Linked DNA regions of Homo sapiens: region 1 is linked to region 2. A link is an interaction called in ENCODE POLR2A ChIA-PET data of the cell type or tissue named here. Cell type or tissue: OCI-LY7. All regions are shown on one strand. Links, peaks and the distances in the headings refer to the core of each region. The heading gives the core; the rest is flanking DNA.

Region 1 (6,556 bases), core at 2,097-4,596, 400 kb after region 2:
TAGAGACAGAGTTTCACCATGTTGCCCAGGTTGGTTTTGAACTCCTAAGCTCAAGCAATCCATCTGCCTCGGCCTCCCGAAGTGCTGGGATTATAGGCATGAGCCACTGCTCCTGGCCAGTACTCGATAATTTTTTGTGGCTGTTTGAAGGTTCAGTATTGAGGAAGATGTTATGAAGTAAATGCCATATTTCTATTCTGCTCTTCTTCTACCTCCCACTTCTCTTCCTAAACCCTTTTAATTCTAACTGCTGATGGTACTCTTATAGGATGTATATTATATATATGTACATACACACACACATACACCCTTATGCATATGTATGTATACACACACCATATATAGTATGTGTATATATGTGTGTGTATATAAATATATGTTTATATGTATTTAAATAATTTTGATTAGTATTGCCCAGTAAAAAGGATACCAACTATGAATAGTTACATATATTAAATATACATCATGATAATATTAAGATGACAAGTTAGATATTAGACCTTAACTGTCTTTTTTTAATCCTCTTTTTTTAGATACTCTTGCAGATTATCAGAGCAGGTTCATTGCACTATAACTAATCTTGCTGTCTCTGTTGCATGAGTGCAAAAGATAACATAAAATGGTTGTCAAGCAGTATCTTCATTTTCAAAGGGGGGAAAAGTTGACTTTTGTACAAGCCAGTAAATTTATTGTTGATTCCTGACAAATTTCAAGATTGAGTCATTCAACAGATGGCTGTGGGACTTAGAGAAGAACACGGGACCAGCATGGGGTGCAGCTCAGGAAAAGCAGTTGCTGTCACATAAATGTGTATCCTGTTTTGGTAGATTACTATGTTAGTAGAGAACTGTGTCAACATACTATTCTGTGTCTGAATTTCAGCAAGCAGATAGAGCCACAGGATTCCTCTTCTAGACTCACGGTGGGGAAGCAATAGCAAAGACTCCTCAGGAACTGCAGCAGCATGCCACTCTAAGTACCATAGTGGCCTCCTGCTGAGAGTTGTTGCTTTGTTCAGAACTGAATTCTAGGAGAGGATCTGAAATCATACTTGTTCCCCTCAATCAATAAGAATATGGCCTTGGAGTCACGAACAAAAACTAGGGTCAAAGCCCTGTTTCATCACCTTGTAGCCAGGTAACCTTGAGCAAGCCACCTAAGATCTCTGTATCTCCATAATAATGTCCACCTCTCAGCGTCAAGGTAAGAACGAAAGGATAATGCTATATCGAGTGTGCAGTATCCCACCAAACCCAGTTTTGGGGCTCTCCTGAGGGGGCAGTCAGGGTGTCAGCCAGGGCTGCAGCCTATGGGTGCCATCCATCATCCAGGCTTGGGGCAGCATTGGCCTTGGGAGCCAGTGTGGCATCTGATTAAGGATGTGTGCTTTGGAGCTGACTACCTGGGTTGGAATCCCAGCTCTCTACTTACCAGCATGACTCTTCCACCTTTCAAGACCTCCATTCCCTTCCTCTTCATCCAGAAGTAGCTGGAGAATGGTATAGGAGAAGCACACAGCCCAGTCCAAATTTCTGTTTTATAGAGAACACAGGCCCAGACAAAGCCTCTTAGTGAGTTGCCTAAGATCATCAGGAAGTGACCAAGCAACAAGCAGAGCTCAGGATTCCCAGATTAATGTCGGGAATGTCTGCTATGCAGCGTGCCCACATTTACCACAGTTCACTGCCGGGGTGGCCCAGTTTCGCTCTGGGGCCTTGATCCTTATTACTGAGGGGCTGTGCTCCTTCCCAGCCTGAGTGTCCACCCTCAGAGTCCCCCACTTAACTGCTTCTCCCAAAGCTCATGGTATATCCAATTCTGAACACAGCAGGAGTCAGCTCACATTCACCCCAACCCAATCTCAGCCCCTCTGTCAGGGGAAAGACTCCAAATGAGTAAAACTCCCAAACTCTCCTCTGAAATGCATTTTCAGAAGGAAAAAAAAACTTTTAACTTATGGGTATTATTCATGCTTGTAATTTTAAGCGAGGACACTTGGCTGGAGAAAAATCACCTCTAAAAGTGGCTCAATAAAAAAGGCTCCAGTAGCCCAGAGTGTGCTAGCGCAGTCCTGGGCTGGACTGATGGGTATTGGTTCATGCTTGTCCTTTTTAGTCACTGACACAGTCTTATGACTGTTTCCTTTCCTGCTAGAAAAGGAGATTCCCAGGTTTCTTTTCTATTTCTTGATCACTCTAAGGTGAGATAATTACCCAATATACCACGATTACATTTTCATTTTAAAATTTGAAGTAATTTTGGACTTACCTAAGAGTTGCAAAATAGTGCAGAATTCATGAATACACTTTACCCAGCTTCCTCTTTTGTTAACGTCTTGTATGGCTGTAGTATAATGATCAAAATGAATCAATTAGTGCTAGTATACCACTATAAAGTGCACACAGTATTTGAATTTCACCCGTTTTTCTGCTTAATGTCTTTTTTCTGTTCCAGGATCCTTTTTCTGATCCAGTTTCCCCACTTTGCATTTAATTGTCACTTATTCTTGGCTTCTAATCTGTGACAGTTCCTCAGCCTTTCCTCTTTTTTCGTGACCTTAACACACTTGAAAGGGTGTGAGAGATTTTGTAGACCATCCCTCAGTTTGGATTTATCTAAACTCCTCCAATTCCCATGGGGGATTCGAGATGCTCTCTGACAATCACCTTCACAATCTATAGAAACAACACATTTAAGAAAACCACATCAGTATCTCAAGACTTTAAGTCAACCCGTAAACCTACCAAAATGCATTTTTCAGATGGGACTTCAGTGATTGTCAGAGAGCCTATCAAACCCCCCATGGGAATTGGAGGTGTTTGGCAGTTTGTTTTCTAGTAGGGACTTTTGTTGACATCTCATTTCACTCATTTAGCACAAACACTGCATCTGAAGGTAGCTTGCAGTGGGAGAATATTGCTGGCAAGGTTTGCCTTTTCTCACCCAATATAGAATTTTGAGGCTGTGATTTGGCTCTTCATTCAGTCAGGAATGCAGCATGGGAAATAGAGGTTTTCAAGCCTTCACTCCCTGCTGCCTGCAAAAAAAAGTGTCCAGTCATACCTGCCTGTCCTGCTCAATACCCACGATATGATGGTCAGGAGAGGAAGAATGGGCATGAGGTTGGTGCCTGTGCCAAAGGGAGATAGGAAGGTCTGAGTTTGCACTGAGTCCCAAGGGGTCGCAGAGATAGAGGCTGAGCAGCAGGTCCCTTGGCAGCTGCCCACGCTGTTTCTGTTTCAGGAAGCTGACAAAGCCAGAGGTGGGTGTCAGCACATCCCCCCGCCCCCTCTACTGAAGTCACCACCTGACTTTTCCAGGCTCTCCCTCCTCATCCAGGCGTCACAAGAGCCACCATCACTGGGACCACAAGAAAACTGGCCTCCAATGCATGCTTCTGAGTCTTTCTCTCTTAAACTTCTCAGGACCAGCCTCAAAAAACATGGGGAATAAGGCAAGGTGTCCCACTGTGTTGCATACCACCCTTTTCCTTCACCTTCCTCCTCACCACCATGGTTTGCTTTTGGCTGAGTCCTCGGTGATTTAGCTTTCTCTCCTAATTATATGGCACCAGCATCCTGACTGGTTGATTGGGAGCTGTGAACGGCTGAAGTGTGCCAAGCTCTGTCTGCCCCCCATCCGTCTCAAAGGCTGTTAGGATCTATGGCAACTTTTGTCAGTTCACTTATAGGTTTGGTTTTTAGAGCTAATATATGATATACAGTCATGCATCAGTTAATGACTAGGTTATGGTCTGAGAAATCTCCCATGGGGCAATTTTGTCATCATATGAACATCATAGAGTGAATTACACAAACCTGGATGGTACAGTGTATTATACACCTGTATAGCTTCATACCCTAAGCTATATGGGTATGGCCTATTGTTCCTAGGGTGCAAACCTATACAGCATGCTACTGTCCTGAATCTCTAAGCACAAGAGAATCTTGTAACACCAAAGTATGTGTGTATCTGAACACATCTAAACACAGAAAAGGGATAGTAGAAATACTGTATAAAATACTAAAAAAAGGGTCCACCTGTATGGGGCACTTACTGTGAATGGAGCTCGCAGGACTGGAAGTTTCTCTGGGTGAGTCAGTGAGTAAGTGGCAAGTGAAAGTGAAGGCCTAAAACATTACTGTACAGTACCATAGACTTTGTAAATATTGTACACTTAGGCTACACTAAATTTATTCTAAAAATACTTCTCTTCAGTAATAAATGAGCTTACTGTAACTTTTTGACTTTATAAACTTCTTTAAAAGTTTTTCACTCTTTGTAATAACATGTAGCTGAAAACATGTTGTATAGCTGTACAAAAATATTTTCTTTATATGCTTATTCTATAAGTTTTTTCTTTCTTTTTTTTTCTTTAAACTTTTTGGTTAAAAATGAAGACACAAACACACACACATTAGCCTTGGCCTGCACAGGGTCAGGATCATCCTTATCCCTGTCATCCACCTCCACATCTTGTCCCACTGGAAGGTCTTCGGGGGCAGTAACATGTGTGGAGCTGTTGTCTGTGATAACAATTTCTTCTTCTGGAGTCCTCCTGAAGGACTGTTTTACAATTAACTTATTTTTTCCTGCATAAGTAGGTGTACGCTCTAAAATAATGATAAAAAGTGTAGTGGAGTAAATACATAAACCAGTAACATAGTCATTTATTATTATATCAAGTACTACATACTGTATGTAATTGAATGTGCTAGACTTTTCAACGACTGGCACTGCAGTAGGTTAGTGTACGCCAGCAACACCACACATGAGTGATGCATTTTGCTACAATGTTCCAACAGTTAGATTGTCACTAGGTGATAGGAATTGTTCAACTCCATTATAACCTTATGGGACCACTGTTGTAGATGCTGTCTGTTGTTAATGGAAATGTCATTATACAGCACGCCACTGTGTTCAGTTTTCCCCTGTGATGGACATTGCTATCTGTCTATGGCTTCATGGTCTTAGTAGATATGTTTATCCAGGTTAATTGAGAAACTGCTTCTCAGAGAAACATTTTTTTTTCTATAAAAGTTCTATATTAAAATGGCAAAATAGAAACTTGAAAAACATCATTGTAGGCCAGGCATGGTGGCTCACACCTGTAATCCCAGCACTTTGGAAGGCCGAGGTGGGCAGATCACCTGAGGTCAGGAGTTCGAGACCAGCCTGGCCAACACAGTGAAACCCCATCTTTACTAAAAATACAAAAAATTAGCCAGGCATGATGGCGGCTGCCTGTAATCACAGCTACTCAGGAGGCTGAGACAGGAGAAGCACTTGAACCTGGGAGGCAGAGGTTGCAGTGAGCCGAGACCGTGCCACTGCACTGCAGCCTGGGCAACAAAGCAAGAGACTCCATCTCAAAAAAAAAAAAAATAAATAAATAAATAAGTCATTGTATTTATACAAAAACTGTAAATTGTAGGAAGATGCAAAGAAAGAAAGATACTCACGCCTAAAGCCAGGATCCCTGCCATCAGCCAGTCAGAGGAAGTCCAGTGTGTGGGAATCTGTGCCGTCCCCCAGAGCCCATTCTGAGGCTGCCCTTGTCCACCAGACGTTGCTACTTTTCATATGGACTAGCGACAGATGAGAAGGAGGCAGTGTGTTTTCCTTTAGGGATTATTACGTTGTTAAATTCGATCCCACCACTGTAGTTAATGGTAACTATTTTCTGACTCATAGTGTTAATCCTTTGGAAAGGTATCTAGAGAGTAGTGTTTACTGAAATCCCTTTTGACAACTGCTTGGTTTGTGGAGTGCCTTGGACACTTACAGGCTCTTTGGAACTCAGCAGCAATTCCGAACTGATTGTAGCTTATACAATAAGAGACTGATATTATGGAACAATAAGAATAGGTTAATAGCTATAATTTTTCTTACTAAATAAAGGAGGAAAGGTTGGCTGAGGTTAAAATTTTAAGGGCTGTGCTTCTTAAGCTGAGTCTGGAGTTTATCTTTTGGGCAGGGAACTACCTTCTGGTATGTTATAAGGAGGATAATGACCTAGTGTTTCAGGTGTGTGGCCCACATTCCTGCCTCCTTTCTGCATTGCCTTCAGATCTGACCTGGCTTTGGTCCAAATGTTAGAATGACCACTTGATCTCTATTCATTTTTGATGGACTATCATAAAGAAAAAAAAAAAACTTCTTGCTGTAAAATGAGAAAATAACAAATCTTACTTGAGGTAGTGTGTCCTTTTTAAAATGCAGATACAGAATTAATTTTTAGCTTATTCATAGGACAGTGCCTTCTATTATAGGGCTGAGTTTTTGCGGTTCCTCCCCCAGGGTGATGAAGTTCTGGTGCACATATAGCTGCATAGGTTTCTGAAGAGTCTGTTTCATTTATAAGCTGTGAAGTAATTAGAAAATGTGAGGGTTTTTTGCAGACACGTAGGACACCAGGCCAAGCTTAAAGTTGGCTCTCAGGTGGACATTATTTGGTAGAGCAGATAACAAAGTGTCATTCTTTGATTCAAGAATAATTACTGGTAAAGAGCCCATTTTAATAAATGCCAGTTTGTCATAGCATTCTTTTTGGCAG
Region 2 (6,556 bases), core at 1,787-4,286:
CAACCACACTGAAGGGGCCATAAGACTGTATCTGACGTCTGTTAAGTCCCAATCTCTAAATGATGTATTCATATTACTGTTCTCAATTAATTGCTTTATGAGTAAATGTTATGAATTTGAAGGTATAAAATACATTTATGCTAATAAAATACAAGATTTTATGTTTTGCTTATTGGAATTCTACTTACAGTTTTGTTTCTGTAAAAAGCTTCTGTGGGTAAAATATATTTTGAAAATCCCTGGACCAATTGATTTTTAAGGTTCTTTCATTTTTTGAAGACTTGACTCCTCTAATTTGAACTTGAAACAAATTTCTACATTTTCCAAAAGACTGAAATATTACCTAAATTAGACAAATATCCCAAAAATGCACGTGTGCACGCGCACACACACACACACACCTGTTCCTGTCTTGTAGTTCAGCTTTACCTTCTCTGATGCCATCCAGGTGCCATCCACCATCACTGAATCAGAGGTACCAGCTTCTTGGATCGCCCAGTTTGTGATTCCTCACTTCCCTTCCCTCAAGCTAGTTGCTGTGAGTCTAGTTCACTGCTCATCTATACTTTTGCTGAAAGATGAATGGAGAAATTTACACATAACAACAAAAATGGAAAGCAGCCCGGGTGCGGTGGCTCACACCTGTAATCCCAGCACTTTGGGAGGCCGAGGCAGGCAGATCACTTGAGGTCAGGAGTTCGAGACCAGTCTGACCAACATGGTGAGACCCCCGTCTCTACTAAAAATACAAAAATTAGCCGGGTGTGGTGGCAGGCACCTGTAATCCCAGCTACTCAGGAGGCTGAAGTATGAGAATTGCTTGAACCTGGGAGGTGGAGTTTGCAGTGAGCTGAGATGGTGCCACTACACTCCTGCCTGGGCAACAGAGTGAGACTCCATCTTGAACAAAAAAAAAAAAAAAAAAAAAAAAAGGAAAGCAGCTAATTTTGGTATTTTGTTAACCCTCACAGAAAGCTTTTAATGGAGTAAACCTTTAGAATTATTGACTGGGACAATATTTTAGTCTTTTCTGCTGCAAAATGAAAATATCTGTGAGATGAAAAGATTCTAGAGAAACCTTGTATCACACAATTGAAATACCCTGTATTCCTGATCACGGCTTTCTGCCCCCAGGGTGTGTATTAGCTATCCCTTGCTATACAACAAATTACTTTAAATATTAGTGTTTAAAGTGATACACATGTAGTATCTCACAGTTTGCATGGGTCAGAATTCCTGGTACAGCCTAGCTGAGAGCCTCTGAGTCAAGATCTCCATGAGATTACTATCCTGCTGTTGGCCATGGTTGTGGTCTCATCCGAAGGCTCCACTGAAGGAAGAGGACTTGCTTTCAAGCTCACACAGCTGATTGTTAGCAAAATTTGCTTCCATACAGCCTGTTGTGCTGGGGGCCTCAGTTCCTCACTGGCTGTTGTCTGGAGGCCTCCCTCAGCTCCTTTCCCTGCGGCCCTCTCCATGGACCAGCTCAAAACATGGCATGGTCATGGCAGCTCAGAATGACCAAGGAAAAGACCAAGCCAGGGTATCCGAGACAGATGTCAAAGATGTTTTGTACCCTAATCGTGAAAATGACATCCTATCACTTTTTTCATATTCTATGTGTGATATGGTTTGGCTCTGTGCCCCCTCCCAAATCTCATCTCGAATTGTAATCCCCACTTATCCAGGGAGGGACCTCTAATCTTCATGTGTCAAGGGAGGGAGGTGATCGGATCATGGGGGTGGTTTCCCCATGCTGTTCTCATGATAGTGAGTGAATTCTCACGAGATCTGTTAGTTTTATAAGTGTTTGGAAGTTCCTCCTTCGTTTTTCTCTCTCCTGCCACCTTGTGAAGAAGGTGCATGCTTCCTGTTTGCCCTTGGCCAAGACTGTAAGTTTCCTGATGCCTCCCCAACCATGTGGAACTGTGAGTCAATTAAATCTCTTCCCTCTACAAATTACCCAGTCTCGGGTATTTCTTTATAGCAGCATGAAATCAGACTAATACAATGTGTTAGAAGCAAGTATTGAGGCCCAACCCACACTCACAGGGAGTGGATTACACAAGGGCATTCAGCCCAGGTGGTGTGGATGTTTGGAGGTCATCTCAGAGATCAGCTACCATGAGATGTTATGAAGAAACCTCATGCCTCTCCCTCAGTCCCTGTTAGCCCAGTCAGTCCACTTCCTACCTCTCAGTAACCTAAGTAAGCCCTGAACCACACAGTAGGCCTAGATGGCTGGCATTCATCTGTTCCTGAAATGAGAAGGAAGTACAGCTCCCTTATGCTGATTCTGCCAGCATTTTGTAACCATCCAAGTCGATCAGGAAGGTGGTGGTGGCAGTGATGAAGGGTCCAGCTCTCTTGTCATCAGGCACCTGCAAGTCTTTTTTTTTTTTTTTTTTTTTTTTTTTGAGACAGAATCTCGCTCTGTCCCCCAGGCTGGAGTGAAGTGGCATGATCTCGGCTCACTGCAACCTCCGTCTCCCAGGTTCAAGCAATACTTCTGCCTCAGCCTCCCGAGTAGCTGGGACTACAGGCATGTGCCACCACGCCCAGCTAACAGGCACCTGCAAGTCTTACTGTGTGTCCCACAGGAACTGGAAATCGAGAGCCAAACTCTGCTCTGTGGAAATTGCAAGGCATGCTATGAGATGCCTAGAGCACCTCTCTGCCTCTCTAATCATACCTTGTCCCTACCTGTTAGATCGTTACCATGCCTCACTGCACATACAATGACTTTTTAAGGTTAAAAGAATTCTTTCCACAAATGAGGGTTGACATGCAGCAGGTATCCTGCAGCTAAGCCTTCGCAGCCCTAACTAGCTGCCTCGGTAGTTTCTAGAGCTTGCTAATTGGTGTGCACCCAGATTTCAGTCCTGTGCTTGCTTCAGCTGCTACTGAAAGCAGCAGCTGACAGTGACAAGATCTCTGTATGGCCCAGGTTCCTGCTTCAGCAGCAGCTGCAAGAAACACCACCTGGGCAAAGCTCTATCACCTGTCAGTTGCCATTGCTAATAAAAATAGCATCTGCATGATGGGGTTAAATAAAGGACTGGATATATGTTTGAAAAATGCATATTTACATGGAAAGACTGGTATGATAAATTAACTCATATCCTGAAATGCAGAGTAGACAAGAGGCGATGATAATCTCCATTTGGGGACAAGATGCAAGATGAAATGTCACCCCGTTAAGACTAGCAACAAAGAACAAGAAAAGGCTTCGCTTCTCCTTGATTAGCATTACCACACAGTGCAGATGTGTGGTCCTAGGCTTACTCCAAGTGAAGACCTCTCTTTCTCAAAGTTACATCAGTGTTGCAGTCATTACTAGACTTAATGAAACCTAACTGCCAGAGCTTTTGGAATTCTGTGGGAATGCTGGTGACTGTAGTGGCAGTAGCAATTTGATCCCCTAAGATTCGAGCTGCCCTGCCTCCCCTCAGAACAGATTACAGGGAGTGGAAAGACTTATGTCAAGAACTATTTTAAGGCTCTATGCATTAACTAAAGACGTGCAACTAATTTCAGCCCCAATATGTAAACTTTTATTACTTTAAACTTAAGACTAAAAATTGGGGCAAGTTAATGGGTCCTTCTTGTCCATCTTAAACACTCTTTTAAAGTCTTTAGAAATCATTCTTGACCAAGAATGAGGGAAATTCTGAAATATGGTAATTAGCTGCTTATAACACAAACAATTGGCAGCGTATCCTCTATCAAATCCTCCATATGAAGCAACAAGATTGCTAGGATTCTTCTTCAAGTAGCTCTTCAAACACACATTTTTTTTTAATTTCAATGGGTTTTTGGGGAGCAAGTGGTGTCTGGTTACATGGATAAGCTCTTTAGTGGTGATTTCTGAGATTTTTGTGCATCCATCACCCGAGCAGTGTACACTGTACCCAATTTGTAGTCTTTTATCCCTCACCCCCTTCCCACCCTTTCCCCTATGTCTTCAAAGTCGATTGTATCATTCTTATGCCTTTGTGTCCTCATAGGTTAGCTCATACGATGTTTGGTTTTCCATTCCTGAGTTACTTCACTTAGAATAATGGTCTCCACCCCCATCCAGATTGCTGCAAATGCCAATATTTCATTCTTGTTTATGTCTGAGTAGTATCCCATGGTGTGTGTGTATATATATATATATATATATATATATATATATATATATACACACACACACACACCATATTTTCTTTATTCACTCGTTGATTGATGGGCATTTGGGCGGTTCCATATTTTTGCAAACTGCAAATTGTGCTGCTATAAACATGCAAATAAATGAATGACTTTGGACTTCTCAACTCTGTCAGTGCATAGGAGTTACTGGGCTCTCCTATTCCCTTGTCATAAGCTCCAGGAGTTTATCATTCTACTTTGAATGAAATCTGGCTGACAAAGCTTAAGGAAAAAGGTTAGGAGGAAAACTCAAGAGAGGATGAAAGGGCAGAACCATGTGAAAGGGAGTGACAGCAAGCAGAAGGCAGACAGAGAGTTTGGATGAGCTGCTGAATCTGGGCTGCTCTATTTATGTCTCGTGTGATTCCTAAGCATCTCCACTTCCTATTTTCAAATTTAAAAATATTTATAACAACAAATATTTTTATTTAATACAACTGTATTTTTTTAAAGTAAATGTGACATAACCAACTTCAAATTTTCAGCATTGCCAAAACAGAGAATTAACTTTTTTTGGTATTTTTTTGTAACTGAAATAGTATTTAGGGTGCAATCTAGGATATATTTATATTTATCAAACTCTTTTATACTGAATGTCCTGTGCTCAGTATTTCTGAAGTTTGTCTTTCATGCAGATCTTTATTATTTATTTTTTGTTTTGGTTTGTTTTTGTTTTTTATTTTTATTTTTTTGAGACTGATTCTGCACTCTCACCCAGGCTGGAGTGCAGTGGCAGGATCTCAGCTCACTGCAACCTCTGTCTCCTGGGTTCAAGTGATTCTTGTGCCTCAGCCTCCTGTGCAGATGGGATTACAGGCACCTGCCACCATGCCCTGCTAATTTTTGTATTTTTAGTAGAGACAGGGTTTCATCATGTTGGCCAGGCTGGTCTTGAACTCCTGACCTCAAGTGATCTGCTGGCCTCAGCCTCCCAAAGTGCTGGGATTAGAGGCATAAGCCACTGCGTCTGGCCTTTCATGGAAATCTTTATGCCAGAGATCAATGGATAAATAGTTTATTCTTCATGGACCTTTGCTCTGTAAGCTGCTGAGGTCAAATTAATCTGTTGTGTAGTGTAAGAGGAGGCACAGACGAGCAGGTGCACACAACTGACTCATGATAGGGTGAGTCTTGGGAAGCTCTAACCAAGCTTCCCCATCCCTTTCCACATTTCCCTGTAGCCTCATTCTGCATGCAGGGCACTCCACATCATGGTCCCTGGAAGGGTGGCACAGCAGGATACCGAGCACAGTACTGAAATCTGAGGCAATTCTGGACAAACCCACTAGATTTGGAAGTTTCTTTGGTGGCTTCCTGTTCCAGCAAATAGAAGGGAACAAGAAGATAGTGAGAAACTCTGCCATGCTTCTCCTAAGCATGCCCCAGTGGGAAGAAGAGAATCCCACAGAGGTGTAAGGATTCGAGGGGTCCTGAGATTTGAGGGGTCCTGAGATTTAAGGGGTCCTGAGCAACTTTTCTTAGGTGGAGCTCCAGAAAGCAGCAAAACCCTTTCATCTGTGGCCAATCAGCTGGAGCTTCTCATTGCTTCTAGATCCTCCCTATAGCCCAAAGGAGTGCAGGAGCAGTCCGTTAGCTCACCTAGTGGAGGATGACTGCATGGATACTGGTAAAGGATGGCCTGACCCTGCAAGATGTGAAGCTCCACAGTGACCTGGATCCACAGGAAGATGGACACCCCCGCAGTGCCAGCTTTGATGGATGTCACCACCCTGAGGGCCCTGTGTGCCTTCCCCTGACCTGCACATGCCGATCAACCTCAGGAAAAGTGTGTGTGTGCGCGTGTGCACGCGCGCGCGTGTGTGTGTGTTGCTAAGGGCACATTAAAGTCATGGTGGTTAAGTGTCTGTCACCTGGGGGACTGTACCCTCCAAAGAGAATTAAGTTCAGTTAAAGACTAATTAAGGCTCCCCTGAGTTTTGGATTTTTATCTGCTCTTCCTGCAGACTCTTATGTGAAGCGATACCAACAACTTCCCCAACTCCATAAAATTATACAAAACGAATTCAAAAATAACATTGTCACATTTTTTCAGAGAATGTGTATTGTGTAACATGAAATTATGCTTTATTTTTTAACAGCTCTGTTGAGGGAGAATTAACATTTTGTAAGTTGCACCTTTAAAAACTATGCAATTTGATAGTTTTGACATATTTATACACCCAAGAAACCATCACCATCATCAAGAAAAATGAACATATCATGCACAGGTCTTCCTTCTTCCACATCCGCAGTGGCTGGAAGACATAGAAAGGTCATGTGGTAAGCTGAGTAACAGTCCCCAGAAATACTAACGTCCTGATTCCTGGAACCTGTGACTACTGCCCCACATGGAGAAAGAGTCTTT

The links. Peaks named below come from ENCODE experiments on the same cell type or tissue, not always from the same donor. Only the 100,000 strongest peaks of a DNase experiment are listed, where the experiment ranks them.
Region 1: POLR2A ChIA-PET joins it to region 2 with 5 read pairs; 2 of 35 experiments call an interaction of 5 or more read pairs at or near these places.

What each region holds. Positions count from the first base shown.
Region 1 is chr2:105,319,998-105,326,553 of GRCh38, reverse strand. All of the region lies in intron 1 of TGFBRAP1 (transforming growth factor beta receptor associated protein 1), which reads left to right. Among named protein-coding and RNA genes, the nearest start is that of TGFBRAP1, 6.5 kb to the left of the region's middle. RefSeq lists enhancers at 1,408-1,702, 3,821-3,980. In OCI-LY7, for the core only: no CTCF peak of the experiment used is centred there; no DNase peak of the experiment used is centred there.
Region 2 is chr2:105,722,372-105,728,927 of GRCh38, reverse strand. No RefSeq gene overlaps it. Among named protein-coding and RNA genes, the nearest start is that of NCK2, 19 kb to the left of the region's middle. In OCI-LY7, for the core only: no CTCF peak of the experiment used is centred there; DNase peaks (open chromatin) are centred at 2,282, 2,917 and 3,237; H3K4me3 peaks cover 1,744 bases; H3K27ac peaks cover 2,064 bases.